Linked DNA regions of Homo sapiens: region 1 is linked to region 2. Evidence: chromatin loops called from intact Hi-C (ENCODE). Cell type or tissue: IMR-90. All regions are shown on one strand. Each heading gives the region's core, and the rest is flanking DNA. Links, peaks and the distances in the headings are about the cores only. Region 1 overlaps ANKS1B (ankyrin repeat and sterile alpha motif domain containing 1B). Region 2 overlaps LINC02453 (long intergenic non-protein coding RNA 2453).

Region 1 (11,138 bases), core at 3,139-11,138, 510 kb after region 2:
TTTTCTGTCCCACGGCTTTTACAATTGTTGTGTCTTCTGCCTGGAAGACTCTTTCTTTAAATCTTGGCAAGGCTGCCTCCTTTATTATTCAGAAGTCAGATCATTGTGCCCTCTGATATGGTTTGGCTCTCTGTTCCCATGCAAATCTCATCTCAAATTTTAATCCCACATGTCCAGGGAGGGACCTGTAATCCCCATGTGTCAAGGGAGGGAGGTGATTGGATCCTGGGGGTGATTTCCCTCATGCTGTTCTTGTGATAGTGAGTTCTCCTGAGATCTGATGGTTTTATAAGTGTTTGGAAGTTCTTTCTTCACTCTTCTCTGTGCTGCTGCCTTGTGAGGAAGGTGCCTGCTTCCCCTTCGCCTTCTGCTATGATTGTAAGTTTCCTGAGGTTTCCCCAGCCATGCAGAACTGTGAGTCAATTAAACGTCTTTCCTTTATAAATTACCCAGTCTCAGGTAGTATCTTTTAGCAGTGTGAGAATGGACTACTACACCCTCCTTAATGAGAACTTCCTTGGTGACCCAAACTGAAATACTGCTTCACTCCTACCCCAGTCCACTAGCCTGTTTGATTTCATTCATGACACTTTCCTTACCTGAAATTATCTACTTGCTAACCTGCTTATGGTCTGTTTCTCTTCACTAGAATGAAAGCTCCACGAGCAAGGATCTATGATGCCTGTCTTGTTCTCATCTTTTTTATTTTTTCCCTCAAGTAGTTTCTGAAGTTTCTACCTCATCTACACAATCTTTCTGGGCTTTAAAGGCTATGAGGGAATGTCCCTCTTTGACTTGTTTTGAAGCCTTGGGCCTACTTATTTGTATATAAGAGAATATTTTTAAATGGTTCTCTTCTTTATATATTTAAAGCATGAAATGCTCTGAATATCAATGAACCCAATCACATTTGGGTAATAGAAAAGGCTGTTTTCTTCATAGTTGATTCTTTTTTTAAAAATTTAATTTCTTATTTATTTATTTTGAGAGAGAGTCTCATTCCATTGCCCAGGCTGAAGTGCAGTGGCATGATCTCAGCTCACTGAAACCTCCACCTCCCAGGTTCCAGCGATTCATACACCTCAGCCTCCTGAGTAGCTGGTATTACAGCTGCACGCCACCATGCCTGGCTAATTTTTTGTATTTTTAGTAGTGATGGGGTTTCGCTATGTTGGCCAGGCTGGTCTCCAATTCCTGGCCTCAAGTGATCCGCCCGCCTTGGCCTCCCAAAGTGCTGGGATTACAGGCCTGAGCCACTGTGCCCAGCCTGTAGTTGGTTCTTTTGAAATGTTCCTCTCCTTTATGGGCCAAGCTGATAGCATTTGCTTTACCCTCTCCATTTCGTATATTTATCAGCCATCAAAGGCTTTTCTTATTGCTTGGAACTTAATTGAATGATGTTTTTGTTTCTTTACCAACAAATGAACACAAGCGGCTTTCGAAAATACTCCAAAAAACAGTGAGCTGTAGGCAAGATTTTATTCTTCATGTGTGATATATTTTGGTAATTAAGGAGTCAATTCTTTGGCTAAATGCTGAAAGAAAAATGATGATTATTGTGTAGGATAAAGCTGTGAATTATAGAATACTTTCAACTCTGTTTAAAATCTAATTAACATTAATTGTTACATTAATTTTCCCTGTGAAATTTACTAACTGTATACAAAATGATATTTAATCTTCCTAATGGAGGTCTAGTGTATTCGTTTCAGTCCTATTCGTAGGAATATGAGTTGAAATGGCAAAGTTATAGTTATGTTGAAAGTAATGAAGTAATTTTTATATAAAACTAATTTATTAACTATCACATTGTAATTAATTAAAACACTCTTACTTTTACACAATGTTCCTGTTTTTAAAGTACTTTTGTGTGTGTGTGATATACATATCTATATGTACATATATGTGGATTCCCACAGCGTCGTATGATACAAGCAGAACCATTAATTATTATTTATCCCCATACTTATGTATAATGGAGTTTCCATGAGGTTTAAAAACTTCCCCTGTAACATAAGGATAGTGGATCATGAAGTTCATAATTTGTGACCTTATTAAGTTCTAATTACTAGGGATACTTCTTGTTTTAGTTTGCTAGGGCTGCCATAACAAAGCATCAAGATTTAGTGGTTAGGCCAGGTGCGGTGGCTCATGCCTGTAATTCCAGCACTTTGGGAGGCTGAGGCAGGTGGATCACCTGAGGTCAAGAGCTCAATACCAGCCTGGCCCAACATGGTGAAACCCCGTCTCTACTAAAAATACAAAAATTAGTTGGGCATGGTGGTGCGTGCCTGTAATCTCAGCTACTCGGAAGGCTGAGGCAGGAGAGAATCGCTTGAACCCAGGAGGCGGAGGTTGCAGTGAGCCAAGATCGTACCACTGCACTCCATCCTGGGTAAAAGATTGAGTGGCTTAAGTGATAGAAGTTTCTTTTCTCACAGTTTTGGGGGTTAGAAGTCTAAGGTCAAGGTGTCGGCAGGGCTGACTGCTTCTAAAGCCTCTCTCCTTGGTTTGCAGACGGCTGCCTTCTCCCTGTGTTTTCACACGGACTTCCCTCTGAGCATGTTTATGTCCCAATTTCCTCTTTCTTATAAGGACACCAGTCGTGTTGGATTAGGGCCTACCCTAATGACCTCGCTTTTGCTTAATCACCTCTTTGAAGATCCCATCTCCAAATACAGTCACATTCTGAGGTACTGGAGATTAGGACTTCAATTTATGTATTGTTGGAGGATAAAATTCAACCATAACGCTTGTGTAAATTGTGAAGAAAACAGTAATTAATGTATAGCTTGTTTTAAATTTTCTGAGTGAATGAGTTAAAGAGGCTATATGAAATAGTAAGTGCTATTTTAGCCAAGAAAATTATGTCTCAGCACATGTGGTTTGTGTTTCAAAAATATTTCTTGAGTAAAATGTCTGATTTATCTAATATTTTTAATAATGCTATAACCTTTACTATTTTGATAATGGTAGTACTACCCGACATATATTGAGTCTTACCATGTACCAGACTGTTTTAAACATATGCCCTGTATTAACATATTTAATTATTACAAGCAACCTATGGAATACTATTATTGCCCTAATTTTAAAAATATGGAAGCTGGCCAGGCATGGTGGTTCACGCCTGTAATCCCAGCACTTTGGGAGGCCAAGGCAGATGGATCACCTGAGGTCAGGAGTTCAAGACCAGCCTAGCCAACATGGTGAAACCCCATCTCTACTAAAAAAAATTTAAAAAATTAAAAAAAAGAGAGTAAACTCTGTGTAAGAACGCTAAATGACTTGTCAAAGGTTCTACGGCAATTAAGTAGCAGAATTGGAATGAAACCCAGGTTCTCAGGCTCTGGAACTTTTGATTAGCAGGCCAGTGGTTCTCAATGGGTGGACTCTAGTTTCTGGCTAAGATGGAGTAAGAGGAAAAGATTTACCATCCAATGTAGAACAACTAAAAAATGTATCTAAATATGTAAAACAATGGATTGTAAGACATTGGACTTCATGGAATGAAAGGCAGTGATCCCTGCGAGGAACCATATAGTTGCCCCACTTTATAATCGAGAGAAAGAGTTCCCAGGCTTGATGCTCAGGAAGGTGATACCTGACCCCTGCAGCCTGCAGTTGGAACACAGCACTGAGAGTCCAGGGAGACCAATGCAATCAGAGTACAGGGAAGAGGACAAGAGTACTCTGCACAGGGAGCGAGAAAGAGCTTCACAGACAGTCAGAGGGTTCCCTTGAATCATCAGAGGAAAACAGATTAGTATATACATGTGCAGAAACTAGCCATGGCTGGGGAAAGAACTACCGAAGGACTAGAGGGAACAATTGCTGGAACTCATCTGGGGCTGGAATAGTTCCTGTCCCCAAATCATAACTCATGGGACATTGGGTAGAATATTCAGAAGAATTTTGACTCGGTGGGGAAAAATTAGCCCTACACTAAATTATGCTAGTTCCACCTTACCAAGCTTAAAAGAAAGACCTGAAAGGGTCAAACTGTTTCCAAGTTGAAGAGGAAAGGGAATAAACATTCACGAATTACTGTCATCATCGTGAAGGGACTCTGGATGTGAATCAGTAGCTACACAAGAACCTTCAGTGTCTCTGAGCATGGGAAGATGAAAAGATTTGCTTTTCATGCAAGGAATTTAAATTTCCAATGTCATATATATGAGGACAAAATACATTAGTGTCTGAGTGTTCCCAGCACTTCTCCTCTTCACCCCACTGAAAAGAGTCTATCCACCCAGATTCTTCCCCTCCACAGCTCTTCAGAGAGGGTTCTGCTGGCCAGATTGGTTCAGAAAGAAGGTATTAAGAATTACCAGCTGGGTGTGGTGGCTCACACCTGTAATCCCAGCACTTTGGGAGGTCGAGGCAGGTGGATCACGAGGTCAGGAGATCCAGACCATCCTGGTTAACATGGTGAAACCCCATCTCTACTAGAAATACAAAAATTAGCTGGGCATGGTGGTGGGCGCCTGTAGTCCCAGCTACTTGGGAGGCTGAGGCAGGAGAATGGCATGAACCCGGGAGGCGGAGCTTGCAGTGAGCCAAGATCCCACCACTGCACTCCAGCCTGGGTGACAGAGCGAGACTCTATCTCAAAAAAAAAAAAAAAAAAAAAAAAAAAAAGAATTACCATGTGAATGATGAACACTTCCCAGTGTTTGTTGATAACTGAAGTAAAGACCTTGAGATAGTGTTGGAATTACTGTTTGGTTGCTGGGTAGTATTTGTTTACCTCTCACACTACTTTCAGATGGGCTATGTTAGTCATAGCTTTAACCAGATTATAGATTTACTGATTGGATAGATGTTTACTAAAAATTAAGTGAGCAAATGCAAGGACTAGAACAACATAGACAATATATTCTGATTTTTATTTAAAAGAAATATGCAAAAAACACTATAAAATTTTACCCCAAATATACCCATCAGTATACCAAAAGTGTACCATGTATGCTAACAGCCATATAAAATTACTAAAAGGATATATACCAAGCTATTGGTAAAAGGTTATCTCTTTCACTGGGGACCAGGATTGGGCAGGTAGAAGGCAGTAGGAACATAGCAAGGAGATCCTTTCACTTTGTATTCCGTATATTGATGAGTTGCTTGAGTTAAATAAAACAAGAATTATAATTTGTCATTAAAAAACTAAATATTAAAAATTACCATCTTCCCAGTGTTTGCAATTTTTTTTTTTTTTTTTTTGAGACAAGTCTTGCTGTCACCAGGCTGGAGTGCAGTGGCGTGATCTTGGCTCACTGCACTCTCTGCCTCCTGGGTTCAAGCGGTTCTCCTGCCTCAGCTTCCCAAGTAGCTGGGACTACAGGTGTGCCCAGTTAATTTTTTGTATTTTTAGTAGAGATGGGGTTTCACCATGTTGGCCAGGATGGTCTCGATCTCTTGACCTCGTGATCTGCCTGCCTCGGCCTCTCAAAGTGCTGGAATTACAGGCATGAGCCACCGCGCCTGGCCCAGGCTTCAAAATTTTTAAACATTTAACTGGAATAGTAAGTAACCAACAAGCACTTAGAAAGTGCCTAGTGTTTATGATTCCTGCCACCTCAGAGAGCTACATTTGTGTTCAATCTTCGGACACTTAAATGTTTTCAATGTATGTAAATAATTATTGTTAAGATTTTCCTAATTTCTTTGTTAAAATGGTTCATTTCAAGGTTCTTTAGAGCTTGCATTTATTTCATTTTTTGTCATGTTTCTTTTCTCTTAGAATAAAAACCAGCAGTCATTTTAATTACCCCTGATAATGTTCATGAATACTGCCTTGGCCTGTCTTCTGGTTTGGAACCTTTTCAAGGGCGAATGGATATTTGTCTGGTGTTCCATGTATAACCTGTCCTTGTGCCACTTTTCCAATGTGGCAGGAAGGGAACAACTGTCATCTGTTCTGAGAATTCAGCACTGTGTCTGGCACTGTGGGAATTTACCCAGACTGCTTTGGGGGAAGACATCTGACACTTCATGATAATTGTAATTAACCAGAAAGACACTGGAATTGGAGGATTTGAAGGGAAATATGACAAGGGATTAAGACTTTGAGATTACTTTTGGAGCCAGGGTGACTTAAGCACATTTAAAAAGTTAGGTTTACTTATATATTATTATTATATTCTAAACCATAAGACATTTTCTAATAAGGTTTCTAAGAGGAACATGTAAACCTGGATCAAATTTAAATAAGGTTACTGAAAATATTAATGAAACCAATGACTGAGCATTTTATAAATGAGAACTGTATTGCTTTAAGTTGGAGAAAAGCTGCAAGTAAGACAACATATTTCTTCATTTGAAAGCTTGTGTCCTTATATGAGGGACATTGACAAATGAGTGGTGATAAAATGGTGGTCTATGTGCCATAAGGGCTTAGGTACATAAATTAATGTTTTATTAACCATAAAAATAAGGTTAAAAGGTTGAAATGTAGCCTTCATGTGTCTATGTAAAAAAGAGGCAGAAAAAAATCCTCAGCACTCTAGAGAAGCTTAGTCTCTGAGCAATCACTGCATATACTAATATATTCACATATAATCTAGAATGAATGTTAAATAACAAAAATCATGTTCGTTTTTATATTTTGCTTTGCCTTTGGGATACGAAGTGATGGAACGAGCTCGTTAACACTGCTCATTTCTGGTTAGAAGAACACTAGAACCACCTAGTGGATTTTTCATTTATTGCATGATCCCTACACTTTACTATTGCTAAATTGTTAATTGCTGAGATAGGCCTTAAAGTAAAATCAGTGGTTATAATCTCTTTGTGGGTCATAATAGAAATAGTAATTGTTAATCTTCAGCAGACAAAGCTGTCCCTAAGTCCTTGAAGGGAAGTCCCTGCCCACCAAATACTTACCAACTAGCACACTGCTGCATCTAGAAAAGCACAGGCAGAGTTAAACATTTGGCTGCTGAGATACACCGTGCAACTGGAGCTTTAAATTTCCTGTGAAAGTCAGTGAGCAAGGTAAACTGCAGCAATTCATCTGCATTCATGGCAGAGTCAACTTTCGGTGAGCAAGACTAGGGAACTCTGCAGAGCACAGCCAAGGGGCTACATTAGCAGCTTGACCTTTGTATTCAATATAAATCTGTGGGCACACAAACTGGCGTTTCTAATCAATTTTGTTTTTGGAGCAAAGTAGCTTATGTGGTTACAGCGTGCCCTGGTCATTCTGTTTCCCATTGCTGAACCAACTGGGTCTCCGCATCTTGGTGGTGATGACAGATGTTACGTATATTACATTGGGATTTGGGTCAGATAAATAGCAAATATTCTGGGAAAGGATACTTTATGTTTTTGCAAAAGGTTATAAAATACCAAACTTTAGTAAACCCTGATTCTAGGCCAAAGGTTAACTCTTTATATCTATGATTTATTAGGTATCAAAAGAAAAAAGTCAGGATCTAAGGGGAATGGAAAAGTTTCTGCTATTCTAACCTAAGAGCTGGTTGTCTTCTCCTAGTAAACTAACTGTTCAGCAGATGGGATGCATCGGGCTACAAGGTTGGTGCTTTCCAGCCGGCACCGCGTGTGAAGGGCATGTGGTTGGGCTGGGCTCTCCAAGTCTGCATGGCTTGGGTTGACTATAACCAGGGGAAACACGCAGTGGCTACAACTGCTTCTCCTAACAATTCTCGTTTCATTCTCTTCTCCCACAGTGTGAAGGAGGCTAGGTGGATATTCTCTGGGGCTTGAAATTTCACACTGCAAATTTTACGAGAGTGATGATCTCTTCCTAACTCTTTAGAAGCCAAGATAGGAAAAATTTCAGTTTACAAGAATAAAGCCCAATCCCTCTTCTTATGTTGGAATGTCCAGTAAAATGCTAAGAAACGGGTGGGTAGAAGAAGAGGAAAGGAAGAAGAGAAACAGAGAGGAGAGTAAGGAAAAAATAGAAAAGGCAGAAAAAAATAATGTACATGAACAACAACAAAAATAGTGACAAACAGAATGGACTATAGAGATAGGGGAGGGTAGTGAAGGGCTTCAGAGAAGTCAGGTGAAGGGCCTTCTTTTCTTTTCTTTTTCTTTTTCCTTTTTTTTTTTTTTTTTTTGAGATGGAGTTTTGCTCTGTCATCCAGGCTGGAGTGCAGTGGCATAATCTCAGCTCACTGCAACCTCTCCCTCCGGGTTCAAGCAATTCTCTTGCCTCAGCCTCCTGAGTAGCTGGGATTACAGGTGCCCACCACCATGCCTGGCTAATTTTTGTACTTTTAGTAGAGACGGGGTTTCACCATGTTGGCCAGGCTGGTCTAGAACTCCTGGCCTCAAGTGATCCTCCTGCCTTGGCCTCCCAAAGTGCTGGGATTACAGGCATGAGCCACCGTGCTCGGCCAGGGCCTTCTTTTTTAAAGAAAATTTTATTATGCTGTGATAAGAACACAACATGAGGTCTACCCTCTTAAAAATTGTGTGCATAATACAATACTGTTAACTAGAGGCACAGGTTGTACAGCAGATCCCTAGAATTTATTCATCTTGCATAACTGAAACTTCACCCCTGTTGATTAGCAATTTCCCATCCTTGCACCCCAGTCCTTGGTAACCACCATTTATTCTACTCTCGCATTATGTGAAATGGACTATTCTAGATACCTCCTCAAAGTGCAATCTTGCAGTATTTGTTCTTCTGTGACTGGCTTATTTCACTTAGCATAATGTCATCAAGTTTCATTCCTATTATATATGTCAACATTTTCTTCTTTTTAAAGGCTGAGGCTGAGTAATATTCCGCTGTGTGTGTGTGTGTGTGCGCGCGTGCATGTGTGTGTGTATATAATATTCCAATTTACGTATTCATCCATTGATGAACATTTTGGTTATTTCCACATCTTGTTTTTTTTGAATAGTGCTGCAGTGAACAGTGGGATACTAATATTTCTGAGATCCTGATTTTAGTTTTTTGTGTTTATTTTTTTTGAGACAGGGTCTCGCTCTGTTGCCCGGGCTGGAGTGGTGGCGCCATCTCGGCTCACTGCTGCCTCAATCTCCTGGGCTCAAGTGATCTTCCCACGTCAGTCTCCTGAGTAGCTGGGAGTATAGACCACCATGCTCAGCTAATTTTTGTTTATTTTTTGTAGAGACGAGGTCTCACTATGTTGCCCAGGATGATCTCAAACTCTTAGACTGAAGCGATCCTCCTGTCTCAGCCTCCTAAAGTGCTGGGAATATAGGCATGAGCCACCATGCCAGGCCCCAGTTTCAGTTATTTTAGATAAATACCGAAAAGTGGGATTGTTGGATCATCTGGTAGTTCTATGTTTTCAATATTTTTAATTTTTCCCAGCTTTTTTGAGGTATAATTGACAAAAATTGTATATATTTGAGGTATACTATGTGATAATTTAAGTTGTGAAATGATTACCACAATCCAGTTAATTGACACATCTGTCATCTCACATAATTACCATTTGTGTGTGTGTGGTGAGAACATACAATATCTACTTTCTGAGCAAATTTCAAGCATGCAGTATGGTATTATTAACCGTAATTATCATGCTGTACTAATATTGGATCCCTAGAACTTAATTCATCTTACAACAGAAAGTTTACATCCTTTGCTCAACATCTATTTCTCCTACCTCTGGATCTCTGGTAACCAATTTCTACTCTCTGTTTCTAAGAGTTCAACTTTTTTAGATTTCACATATAAGTAGAATCAGACAGTATTTATCTTTCTTCATTTGGCTTATTTCTTTTAGCATGATGTCCTTCAGATTCATCCATGTTGTTGCAAATGGCAGGATTTTCTTCTTTTTTTAAAGACTGAATAAGATTTTCTTTTTATGCATACATATTGTCTTTATCCATTCACCTGTGATGGACACTTAGGTTGTTTCCATACCTTGACTATTACGAATAATGCTGCAATGACCATGGGGATACAGATATTTCTTCAAGATACTTATTTACTTTCCTTTGGATATAGACCCAGAAGTGGGATTGATTTTATTATATAGCAGTGTTGTTCTTCACTTTTTGAAGAACTGCCATACTATTTTCCATAGCAACAGCACCATTTTGCATTCCCACAAACAGTATGCAAGGGTTCCAATGTCTCCACAACTTCACCAACACTTTTCTCTTTTCCTCGGAGCTTTTTGTCTGTTAAACCCCAGCTTCCCCCAGCCTGAAGCATAGTTGACAAAGATTGTATATATTTACAGCGTACAACATGGTGTTTTGATATATGCATACATTGTAAAATGATTCAATCAAGCTAATTAACATAGCCGACACTTCATGTACTTATCTCTCTTTTTTTTTTTGTGATGAGAACATTGGCTTTTTGATAGCCATCCTAATAGATGTGAGGTGATATCTCATTGTGGTTTTGATTTACAGTTTCCTGATTAGGTGATGTTGAGCATCTTTTCACATTCATGTTGGCCATTTGTATGTCTTCTTTGGAAAAATGTCTTTTCAGGTCTTGAGCCCCGATTTAATTAGGTTATTAGTATTTTTGCTCTTGAGTTTTAAGAGTTCCTTGTATATTTCAGAAATTAACCCCTTCTCCATTACATAGTTTGCAAATGTTTTCTCCCATTCTATGGTAGTTTTTTTCATTCTGTTGTTTCCTTTGCTCACAGAAGCGTTTTAGTCTGATGTAGTCCCATTTGCGTATTTATGCTTTTGTCGCTGTGCTCTTGGTGTCATATCTATGAAATCCTTGCCAAGATCAATGTCATGAAGATTTTCCCTTATGCTTTCTCCCAGTGGTTTCACAGTTTCAAGTCTTACATTTAAGTTTTTAATCTACTTGGCATTGATTTTTGTGTACAGTGTAAGATATGGATCCAAATTCATTCTTTTGCAGTTGGAGAGCCAGTTTTCTCAACACTATTTGTTAAAGAAACCATCTTTTGCCCATTGTATATTCTTGGCACCCTTGTCAAAGATCAATTGATCATATATACGTGGGTCTATTTCTGGGCTCCTGATTCTGTTCTATTGGTCTATAGTCTGTCTTTATGCCAATACCAAAGTGATTTAATTATGGTTGCTCTGTAATGCATTTTGAAATCAGGAAGTGTGATGCCTCTAGCTTTGTTCTTTCTCAAAATTATTCCGGCTACTCAGGGGCTTTTGTATTTCCATATAAATTT
Region 2 (11,267 bases), core at 1-8,000:
TCACTCAAGAGAATTGTTGTGAGTTAGAAATGGGAGAGAAGTTGGGCATGTGTTTCATGCCTATAATTCCAGCACTTTGGGAGGCCGAGGCAGGCAGATCACTTGAGGCCAGGAGTTCGACACCAGTCTGGCCAACCTAGTGAAACCCTGTCTCTACTAAAAAATACAAAACTTACCCGGGCATGGTGGCATGCCTATAATCCCAGCTACTCTGGAGGCTGAGGCAGAAGAACTGCTTGAAGCCGAGAGGCAGAGGTTGCAACAAGCTGGGATCACGCCATTGCACTCCAGCCTGGGTGACAGAAAGAAGCTTGTCTCAAAAAAAAAAAAAAAAAGAAAGAAAAGAGAAGAAAAAATGGGAGAAAGACTTTCCTCTCCATACCTTATACCTCCTGGTATCTGGTACTTTTTGAACTTTGTTCTGTGTGCATGAATTGCCTATTCAAATAAAACTGTAATGCCTGAGGTTTTTTTGTTTGTTTGTTTGTTGTTGTTTTTTTTTGAGATGGAGTTTCACTCTTGTTGCCCAGGCTAGAGTGCAATGGTGTGATCTCGGCTCACTGCAACCTCTACCTCCCAGGTTCAAGCAATTCTCCTGCCTCAGCCTCCCGAGCTGGGATTACAGGCGCATGCCACCATGCCAGGCTAATTTTGTATTTTTAGTAGAGATGGGGTTTCACCATGTTGGCCAGGCTGCTCTCGAACTCCTGACCTCAGGTGATCTACCCGCCTCAGCCTCCCAAAGTGCTGGGATTGCAGGCATGGGCCACCACGCCTGAGATCTTATCAATCAAGTATTTAAACCAAAAATATTTTACATCTACATTTTTTTAGTGGAAATACAATTTTAAAAAGCACAGTTTAGCCAGGTGCAGTGGCTCACACCTGCAATCCCAGCACTTTGGAAGGCTGAGGCAGGCAGATCACCTGAGGTCTGGAGTTCAAAACCAGTCTGGCCAACATGGCGAAATCCTGTCTCTACTAAAAATACAAAAAAAAAGAAAAAAAAAATCAGCCAGGCATGGTGGCGGACGCCTGTAATCCCAGCTACTCGGGAGGCTGAAGCAGGGAGAAATGCTTGAACCCGGGAGGTGGAGGTTGCAGTGAGCCGAGATCGTGGCACTATACTCCAGCCTGGGTGACAGAGTGAGACTCGGGCTCAAAAAAAAAAAAAAAAGGCACAGTTTGAGGGTGGGGGCTCGCACATGTAATCCCAGAACTTTAGAAGGCTGAGGAGGGAGGATCTCCTAAGCCCAAGAGACCAGGCTGGGCAACAAAGTGAGATCTCATCTCTATAAAAACCAAACAAAACAGTCTGGTGAAAAATGCGATAGAATGAAGTATATTATAGACAAAAGGGACCTTCAGTATCAACTCTCACATATTGATTGTCGATGAAGAAAAGAGTCAAACTCTGTAAAATATTTGAAGAGACTTATTCTGAGCCAAATATGAGTGACCATGGCCAGTGACACAGCCCCAGGAAATCCTGAGAACGTGTGCTCAAAGTGGTCGGACTACAGCTTTTTATTACACATTTTAGAGAGACAGAAGACATCAAAAAATACATGTAAGATGTACATTGGTTCAGTGAGGGTGGATGGGGCGCTTCTACATCATGAGTGAATTCAAAGATTTTCTGATTGGGAGTTAGTTGAAAGAGTTTATCTAAAGACCTGAAATTTATAGAAGGGAGTGCCTGAATTAAGATAAGGGGTTGCGAAAACCAAGGTTCTTGTTATGCAGATAAAGCCTCCAGGTAGCAGGCTTCAGAAAGAACACATTGTAATTATTTCTGGGTCTCACTCCATCACCCAGGCTGGAGTGCAGTGGTGCAATCTCAGCTAACTGCAGCCTCAACCTCCCAGGCTCAAGCCATCCTCGCACCTCTCAGCCTCTGGAGTAGCTGGGATTACAGATGCGCGCCACTACGTCCTGGTAATTTTTGTATTTTTAGTAGAGACAGGGTTTCACCGTGTTGCCCAGACTTATCTCGAACTCCTGGGCTCAAGCAACCCACCTGCCTCGGCTTCCCAAAGTGCTGGGATTACAGGAGTGGGCCACAGCACCAGGTCAGATTGTAAAACTTTTAATTTTTATTTATTTTTTTTATTTTATTTTATTTTATTTTATTTTTTGAGACGAAGTTTCGCTCTTGTTGCCCAGGCTGGAGTGCAATGGTGTGATCTCGGCTCACTGCAACCTCCACCTCCCAGGTTCAAGTAATTCTCCTGCCTCAGCCTCCCAAGTAGCTAGGATTACAGGCGCCCACACCCCCACCCCATGCCTGGCTAATTTTTGTATTAGCCAGAGATGGGGTTTCACCATGTTGGCCTGGCTGGTCTCGAACTCCTGACCTTCAGGTGATTCACCTGCCTTGGCCTCCCAAAGTGCTGGGATTATAGGCGTGAGTCACCATGCCCAGCCAAAAATTTTATTTTTTACCTTTTTAAGGTGCAAGACTCTCAGTAAATTCTCTCCTGGTTAAGGAAAAATATCTGGAAAGGGAAGGGGATTCTCTACTGAAAGTAGATTTTCCCCACAAGAGACACCTTTGCAGGGCCATTTCAAAATGTGTCAAAAATATATATATATTTTTTGGGGTAAACTACTTCAATTTACTTCAGGGCCTGCTGTCTGTCATGTTGGTATCTTACTGCTACAAAAAGCCTTCTTTGTCAGACTTATGTTAATGCTGGTCAGATGTGCCTGAATCCCAAAGGGACTCTGTCCCAAAGGGAGGAGAGTATAATGAGGCTTGTCTGACCACCTGTTCCCATCATGACATGAACTAGCGTTTCAGGTAACTTTGGAATGCCCCTGGACAAGGAGGCATCCATTCAACTGATTGGGGAGCTTAGAATTTTATTTTTGGTCTACATGGTAAAGCTTAAAGTTGCGGAAATCATTATCCTCAGTCAAGCTAAAGCCTAGGTATCCAGACCTCTCTTTCACCTAATTTATTTGCAATTAATCCAAAGTTCTAGGCCAGGCACAGTGACTCACACCTGTAAACCCAGTCCTTTGGGAGGCGGAAGCATGGAGGATCACCCGAGGCCAGGAATTCAAGGCTGCAGTGAGCTAAGATTGCACCACTGCTCTCCCGCCTGGGTGACAGAGCAAGACCCTGTCTCTAAAAGAAATTTTTAAAACAAATAACAAAGTACTGGTTTATGCTGTATTTATAAAACAACATATGTAGTAAGATTTTCTTAGTTTTAGAACCCAGAAAGCTGTGCCAAATGCTTTGAGAGTTGACTTATTTCCTATTAGGTTTTTTAAATACTTGCAGTCCAGATACTGCTTTTAATTTTTTAAAAAACAGTATCCATACTTACAGGCTCTGATTAAGTTTCAAAGACTAAGCCTGCCATGCTTGTCGGTGTGTGATTCCTTCCTCTAAGATTCCAGACATTCCCGTCTCCAGGCATCACTGTGTCGGGGGAGCGCTGTGTGAAAATGGCTGTGATCTTTGTGCGGTTTGTCCGGTTATACCTCACTGGGACACCAGAGGGCGCAAGGAGGGCCAGCACTTGTTTTTCTTTAAATCTCGAATCAAAGTCCATGCAGAGAACAACAAAAGACCCGGAACACAGGGGCCTTGAGACAAAGGGACTCAGGGGAAAAGGCTGCACGCCCTGTTTTACTGAAGTGGAATTTGCTTCTTCACCCTCCTCACCTCCTCACCTCCTCCCCACCTTAAGGAACTAGAAATAAACAACTTAAGCTGCAAAATAATGAAATCTGGCTAACAAGGAAAACCAAACTAGAATACATTACTCAACATGTCATAGGCTAAGAGGACTATCACAAATGTACATTTGAGCTATTTGCTTTGCCTAATATTAATAACTTTAAAGAAAATTTTATTGTTTGCTTTTCTGAGTTCAATATATGCACATAGTAGAAAATTTAGAAAAGGTGGAATAGCAAAAAGAACAGCGATCATCAACACACTCTTAACCCAGATATAACTACTTTTAATATCTTCAGCTACTTCTTTCCAGATGTTTTCTTCTTTCTTTCTTCCTTTTTTTTTTTTTTTTTTTTGAGACGGAGTCTCACTCTGTCCCCATGCTGGAGTATAATGGCGCGATCTAGGCTCACTGCAACCTCCGCCTCCCAGATTCAAGTGATTCTCCTGCCTCAGCCTCCCGAGTAGCTAGGATTATAGGCACCCACCACCACGCCCAGCTAATTTTTGTATTTTTAGTAGAGACGGGGTTTCACTCTGTTGGCCAGCCTGGTCTCGAACTCCTGACCTCAAGTGGTCCTCCCGCCTCAGCCTCCCAAAGTGCTGGGATTACAGGCATGAGCCACCGCACCCAGCCACCAGACGTTTCCAGTACTTACAAATGCATAGAAAAAAAATGGGATTCTGCGTGCTATTTTGTGCTGGTTCTCTTCTTATTTTCTAGATCACTAACTTCATTTTATTGATAAATTCTGATAATAAAACTTTGCTAATCATATGAGTTAATCACAGGTAGGAGAATAAGAAATTTCAAAAGCTACAGGCAGCTTTTTTCCCAAAATAGCAGCAACTTGAATGCCAGACCTGAGTCATGCATTTGAAGCAGAAGTTTTTCTGTTGCTTTGTGTTTAGAAAACACGGAAAGACTAAAGAAAAGGCCTGTCGCAGTGGCTCACACCTGTAATCCCAGCACTTTGGAAGTCCAAGGCGGATCACAAGGTCAGGAATTTGAGACCAGCCTGGTCAACATGGTGAAACCCTATCCCTATTAAAAATACAAAAATTAGCCAGGCATGGTGGCCCGCACCTGTAGTCCCAGCTAATCGGGCAGCTGAGGCATGAAAATTGCTTGAACTTGGGAGGCGCAGGTTGCAGTGAGCCAAGGTCACACCACTGCACTCCAGCCTGGGTGACAGAGTGAGACGGGTCTCAAAAAAAAAAAAAAAATCCAAAGAAAAGAAGTAGAAACTGTTCCATCCCACCCCAAACAGGCTGAATAATTTGTCCTTCTGGGTAGCCTGAGGACTGAATGCCAAAGGGCCAGGGGGTGTGGGTCACCAGGACCCTTTGTTCCTCACACTGGGGCTAGTGTTTGCCTCAAAGCTAGACAGATCAGTAAAGCTATTAACCGGGATAGGTCAGCAGGTGGTCAGTAGGGCAGGAAAAAAGTCAGGAAAACGGAGGTCACTGATCTCCTGTTGGGTTGGGGCCAATGTTGGCAGGCAGGTTCCTTAAAGGACAGGAAGCTTAGGCCAGCCCAGGAACAGATAACTCTAAGGAAAGTGATGGCAAGATCTGAGGCCCTGAAAACCTCTGAGGGACACCTAATCACTAAGCCCACAGATTCCTTAATTTACAGCAACAGATAAAGGTGATGTTCTCGGCCACAGGAATTTAGTTAAATCACTGGAGCTGTCTGGCCTCAGTTTCCTTATCTGTATAACGAAAGGATCAAGAAGATAGGTAAGGTTCCTGTCAGTTCCTCAAAGATTGTGATGTTTAATTCTCCCCAGTCATGCATTATAATGAAAGGTGAAGACATTTCCTGCCCCCTGCCACTCCAGTCCCCTAAGCAGCAGCCCCTCCACCATATACTCTTTCCCGCATTGCCACTTTTCCCAAATTGCCACATGCTCTGAGCCTTTGTATTAATGTTTCTCTGTTCCCTAAGTGCTGGAAAACATTTCCCCCATTCTTTTTCTAAGTTCATCATCATTCTTTGGTGGCCCAGCTAAAAATAGGTCTTTCTTTGACCACTCCAGCCCTTCCCTCTCTGTAATCCCGTAGTATTCTGCACATACCTCCATCACTTTCTACCTCTGTAGCCTTCATCTTCCAGTGCCTCAGTTTCCTCACTGTAAAAAGGAGAAAATTATTATAGCAAACTCATAGGATTTAAATAAGGATTAAATGGTATTAAATAAAATGTATAGTAAGTCATTGGTTTGAACTGAGTTCCTACACTAGGCCCAACAGACAAACCAAAATAGAGTCACTCATGCTGGAGTTCCACACCACTAAGCTGAAAATAAGTTGTTTATCTGACCTTCCAAGAAATCAGGAGGGGGCGGAGCATGGTGGCTCACACCTGTAATCTCAGCACTTTGGGACGCCAAGGCAGGTGCTGAGCTTGAGATCAGGAGTTCAAGACCAACCTGGGCAACATGGAGAGCCCCCACCCCCCAACACCACCACCATCCCTCTACAAAAAATACAAAATATTAGTGGCATAGTGACGCGTGCCTCTGATCCCAGCTACTCCAGAGGCTGAGGTGAGAAGACCGGTTCAGGCAGGGATTGCAATGAGCTGTGATCACCCCAGCCTGGGTGACAGGGCAAGACCCTGTCTCAAAAAAAGGAGAGAAAAAAAAGAGAGAAAGAAATCAGCAGCGAGATATAATAGTCAAATCCCCAAGCAGGTCAGTTTTCGCTGGAATGATAAGAAGGTCCACTCTGCTTTAACCTTTAAACGGAAAGTAACTTTAAAGCACCAATCCACTTTGTGTTTTCTGTTTCTGCTTTGCTCAACCCTTTTTTGTCTATAAAGCCAACCTTGGCCAGGCAAGGTGGCTTATGCCTGTAATCCCTGCATTTTGGGAGGCCAAAGCAGGTGGATCACCTGAGGTCAGGAGTTTGAGACCAGCCTGGCCAACATGGTGAAACCCCGTCTCTACTAAAACTACAAAAAATTAGTTGGGCATGGTGGTGGGCACCTGTAATCCCAGCTACTCAAGAGGCTCAGGCAGGAGAATCTCTTGAACCTGGGAGGCAGAAGTTGCAGTGGGCTGAGGTTGTGCCACTGCACTCCAGCCTGGGCACCAAGAGCGGAACTCTGTCTCAAAAATAAAATAAAAGCCAAACTCTTCTGTTCAGCTCATTGAAATACTCATTCTATTTTATGGAATGAGATGTTGCCTGATTTTAGAATCACAAATGGAAGCCAATTAAGATCTTTAAATCTGTTATAACTTTGTCCTTGGACAATGGTTAATATTATATAAGGCACTTGAAGCCTAAGGCATAGCAGGCTCTCCATCAGCATGAGCTATGCCTCCACCATAGCACTTACCAAATTGTATTGTAACTATCAGTTAAAAGTCCACCTCCCTCAAGAAATTTGAGTTCCTTGAGGGCAAGAAGTGAGTCTTACTAATTTTTTGTGCCCAATGCCTATCTCCATGCTTGGCACAAAAGATAAATCAATAAAGATTTATTTTTTTAAATAAGGAGGGAAAGAAAAGACTAAGTGTTAGTCGAGCTGAAGGGAGACAGACTTTTGCCTCTCAGTTTTTTGTTTTTTGCTTTTTTTTTGAGACAGAGCCTCGCTCTGTCGCCCAGGCTGGAGTGCAGTGGCGTGATCTCGGCTTACTGTAACCTACGCCTCCAGGGTCCCAGTTCAAGCAATTCTCCAGTAGCTGGGATTACAAGTACATGCCACCATGCCCAGATAATTTTTGTATTTTTAGTAGAGACAGGGTTTCACCATATTGGCCAACCTGGTCTTGAATTCCTGACCTCGAGGTCCACCCACCTCCTCTCAGTTTTAACTTTAAATTATTATTTAAATAAATTAGAGGCTGGGCCCAGTGGCTCATGCCTATAATCCCAGCACTTTGGGAGGCCAAGGCAGGCAGATGATTTGAGGTCAGGAGTTTGAGACCAGCCTGACCAACATGGTGAAACCCCGTCTCTACTAAAAATACAAAAAACTTAGCCGGTCGTGGTGGTGCACACCTGTAATCCCAACTACTCAGGAGACTGAGGCAGAAGAATCACTTGAACCCAGGAGGTAGAGGATGCAGAGCCGATACGGCGCCAGTGCACTCCAGTTTGGGCAACAGAGTAAGACTCTGTCTCAAAAAATAATAAATAAATAAATAAATAAATAAATAAAGACTGGGGAATAGTGAAGTATGAGCATCCCGAATATCTTCCCCACCCCTCACTTTAATAATTTAAACATGTATCCATCTAATTTGCCTTCCAGGCCCAAATCAAAAACATTCACCTTTCAATTTTAATGTTTATGGACAGTAAGTTCTTGTAATTTCCCATAATCTATTAAACTCAAATTTCCAAAATTTGGGTAGTTTCCAGTTTTTGACTATTATAAATACAGCCATTATAAACATAAGTGTGCAGGGTTTTTTGTGGACATATGTCTTCATTTCTCTCAGGTCAATATCTACGAGCAGTGTTGCTGGATCTTAGGATAAATGTATGTTTGTTTGTTTGTTTGTTTGTTTGGAGACAGTGTCTGGCTCTGTCACCTAGGCTAGAGTGCAATGGCTCAATCTCAGCTCGCTGCAATCTTTGCCTCCCGGGCTTAAGCAATTCTCCCACCTCAGCCTCTTGAGTAGCCCAGACCACAGGCACATGCCACCACACCTGGTAATTTTTGTATTTTTTGTAAAGATGAGGGGGGTCTTACCATATTGCCCAGGCTGGTCTCGAACTCCTGGACTCAAATGATCCTCTTGCCTCAGCTTCCCAAAGTGCTGGGATTGCATGTTCGAGCCACTGTGCCCAGCCTACATCTTAATTATGGTCAAAATTCATAGACTAGTACCCTTAAAAAGAGTAAATTTTACCCTCATAAATTATACCTCAATAAACCCTAAAAATAGTAAATAAGTAAGTGGAGACAGACAGACAGACAGACAGACAGACAGAAATAAGAGGCACTCCCCCAAAAGTTCTCAACACAGCCTGGAAGGCCCTGCATTGTCCTACTCCCATCAGCCTTTTCAGCCTCATCTCCCCATGATGCTGCTCACCCTCTGCTCCTCTCTAGTCACTTCTGCCTTCTTTCACACCCTCTACTCACCACATTTCCTCTGTTCCTACAACCTTAGCACATCCAGTTCCATCTACCTAAGAAGCTCTTTCCTTTGCTCTTCCCCATTATCTTAGTAACTGTCACAGTTGTAATTTTACTTTTTTTGGTTTGTGTGTTTTGGAGACGTAGTCTCGCTCTGACGCCCAGGCTGGAATGCAGTGGCACGATCTCTGCTCACGGCAACCTCCCCCTCCCAGGTTCAAGCAATTCTCCTGCCTCAGCCTCCCAAGTAGCTGGGAGTGCCCACCACCATGCCCCGCTAATTTTTTGTATTTTGGTAGAGACGGGGTTTCACCGTGTTGCCCAGGCTGGTCTCGGATTCCTAAGTTCAGGCAATCCGCCTACCTCGGCCTCCCAAAGTGCTAGGATTACAGGTGTGAGCCACTGCACACGGCCTGTAATTTTACTTTTTTATTTTTGTTATTCTTTTACTAGTGTTATGTGTCTCCTCCACTGAAATAAAAGCTCCTTGAGACCAGGGTCTTTGTTCATCACTGTATCTCCAGAACCTAGTACTGTGTTTTACCTACACAATGAGTGTTCAACCATTATATTCAACTGACTACTTCATGTCTCAACCTTAACATGTCCAAAACTGAAATGTTGATCATCCCCCTGCTCCCACCAGGGTCATTACTCCACATGCAGGGCTGCCATAGTGCACAATTCCAAGGAGTGCCATCCACAGCACAGTCTATGGATGGCATCTTGCCTCTGTTAAAGTGAACTAAATATGGCCAGAGAAGGACTCCGTACTTCCATATTTGAGTCCTTATGGACAACCATAAGCTAACTTAATGGGTAGACAAGATTGAAAACCTAATTTAGAAGTATACGACTCTAACAATAGCTGAGTCTTGGCCAATCACAGCAGCCATACTTCAACCACTCATACACTGCTGAGTGTTCAAACTGTGTTTAAATAAGGCAAACGCCAACCTGTAACCAATCCAGCTGTTTCTGTACTTCACTTCCGATTTCTGTACCTCACTTCCCTTTTTTTGCCTGTAATTTGTTCTGACTACCAGGCATCCCTGGAGTCTCTCTGAATTTGCTGTGATTCTGGGGGCTGCCCGATTCGCGAATAGTTTATTGCTCAGATAAACTACTTTACATTTATTTATTTATTTATTAAGATGGAGTCTTGCTCTGTCGCCCAGGCTGGAGTGCAGTGGCTTGATCTCTGCTCACTGAAACCTCCACCTCTCGGGTTCAAGCGATTCTCCTGCCTCGGCCTCCCAAGTAGCTGGGATTACCGGCACGCGCCACCATGCCCGGCTAATTTTTGTATTTTTAGTAGAGACGGGGTTTCACCATGTTGGCCAGACTGGTCTCAAACTCCTGACCTCAGGTGATCCTCCCACCTCGGCCTCCCAAAGTGCTGGAATTACAGGCGTGAGCCACTGCTCCTGGCCAAATTCCTTTACATTTAATTCAGCTGAAGTTTTTATTTTAACAACTTCTTCCCAGTTATGCCCTTCACATGACTGCCAATATGAATGGTGCCCTCTGGAGTTGTGCATTACTCTTCTCAACCTCAGTGATGGCAACTCCATCCTTCCAGTTGCTCAGGCCAAAAATTCTGGAGGCATCCTTGACTCCTCTTTTTAACTCATATCTCACATTTACTCTACCAAGAAATTCTATTGACTCAACCTTCAAAATACATAGCACTTGGGGCCAGGCACAGTGGCTCAGGCCTGTAATTCTAGCACTTTGGGAGGCCAAGGTAGGAGGACCCCTTGAGCCCAGAAGTTCGAGACCAGCCTGGGCAACATTATGAAACAGTCTACAAAAAACACAAAAATTAGCTGGGCGTGGTGGCATGCACCTGTGGTCTCAGTTACTCAGGAGGCTGAGGTGGGAGGATCTCTTGAGCCCAGGAAGTTGAGGCTGCAGTGAGCCCTGATTGCGCCACTACACTCCAGCCAGGGTGACAGAGTGAGATCCTGTCTCAAAAAAATAAACAAAGTACATCAGCGCCTCTCACCTTCTCCATCACTTTCACTGTAGCCTGAACCACCCACCAACATCTCCCATATGGATTATTGCAATAGACTTCATAGTTCTTGTTTCTGCTCTTGCCCTCCTACAAACTACTCTCAATCCAGTAGCCAAAGATCCTTTTTTTTTCTTGAGACAGTCTCACTCTGTTGCCCAGGCTTAAGTGCAGAGCTATGATCATAGCTCACTGCAGCCTCGAACTCCTGAGCTCGAGTGATCCTCCCACCTCAGCTCCCCAAGTAGCTGTGACTACAGGTGTGAGCCACAACACCCAGTTAATTTTTTTTAATTTTTAGTAGAGATGGGGTCTTGCTATGTTGCCCAGCCAAAGACCCTTTAAAACATAAATCTGACCATATCACTACTCTGTTCAAAACCCTGCAGTTCTCAGGAAGTTAGAGAGGAATGATACTTACCAGAGGCTAGGAAAGGGCAAGGTGAAGGAGATGA

What was found. A loop is a pair of places that touch in the nucleus more often than their neighbours do. Peaks named below come from ENCODE experiments on the same cell type or tissue, not always from the same donor. Only the 100,000 strongest peaks of a DNase experiment are listed, where the experiment ranks them.
Region 1: it touches region 2 in a loop (15-fold over the local background); 5 of 110 quality-filtered maps call a loop at or near these places.

The regions. Positions count from the first base shown.
Region 1 is chr12:98,992,201-99,003,338 of GRCh38, forward strand. All of the region lies in intron 17 of ANKS1B (ankyrin repeat and sterile alpha motif domain containing 1B), which reads right to left. Among named protein-coding and RNA genes, the nearest start is that of APAF1, 350 kb to the left of the region's middle. In IMR-90, for the core only: a CTCF peak has its summit at 6,693 (motif pointing left); no DNase peak of the experiment used is centred there.
Region 2 is chr12:98,487,656-98,498,922 of GRCh38, forward strand. It overlaps LINC02453 (long intergenic non-protein coding RNA 2453), which reads right to left. Exons shown (of 4, transcript NR_038383.1): 3 at 5,776-5,829. Among named protein-coding and RNA genes, the nearest start is that of TRD-GTC1-1, 10 kb to the right of the region's middle. RefSeq lists a silencer at 2,876-3,170. In IMR-90, for the core only: a CTCF peak has its summit at 3,506 (motif pointing right); a DNase peak (open chromatin) is centred at 3,486; H3K27ac peaks cover 204 bases.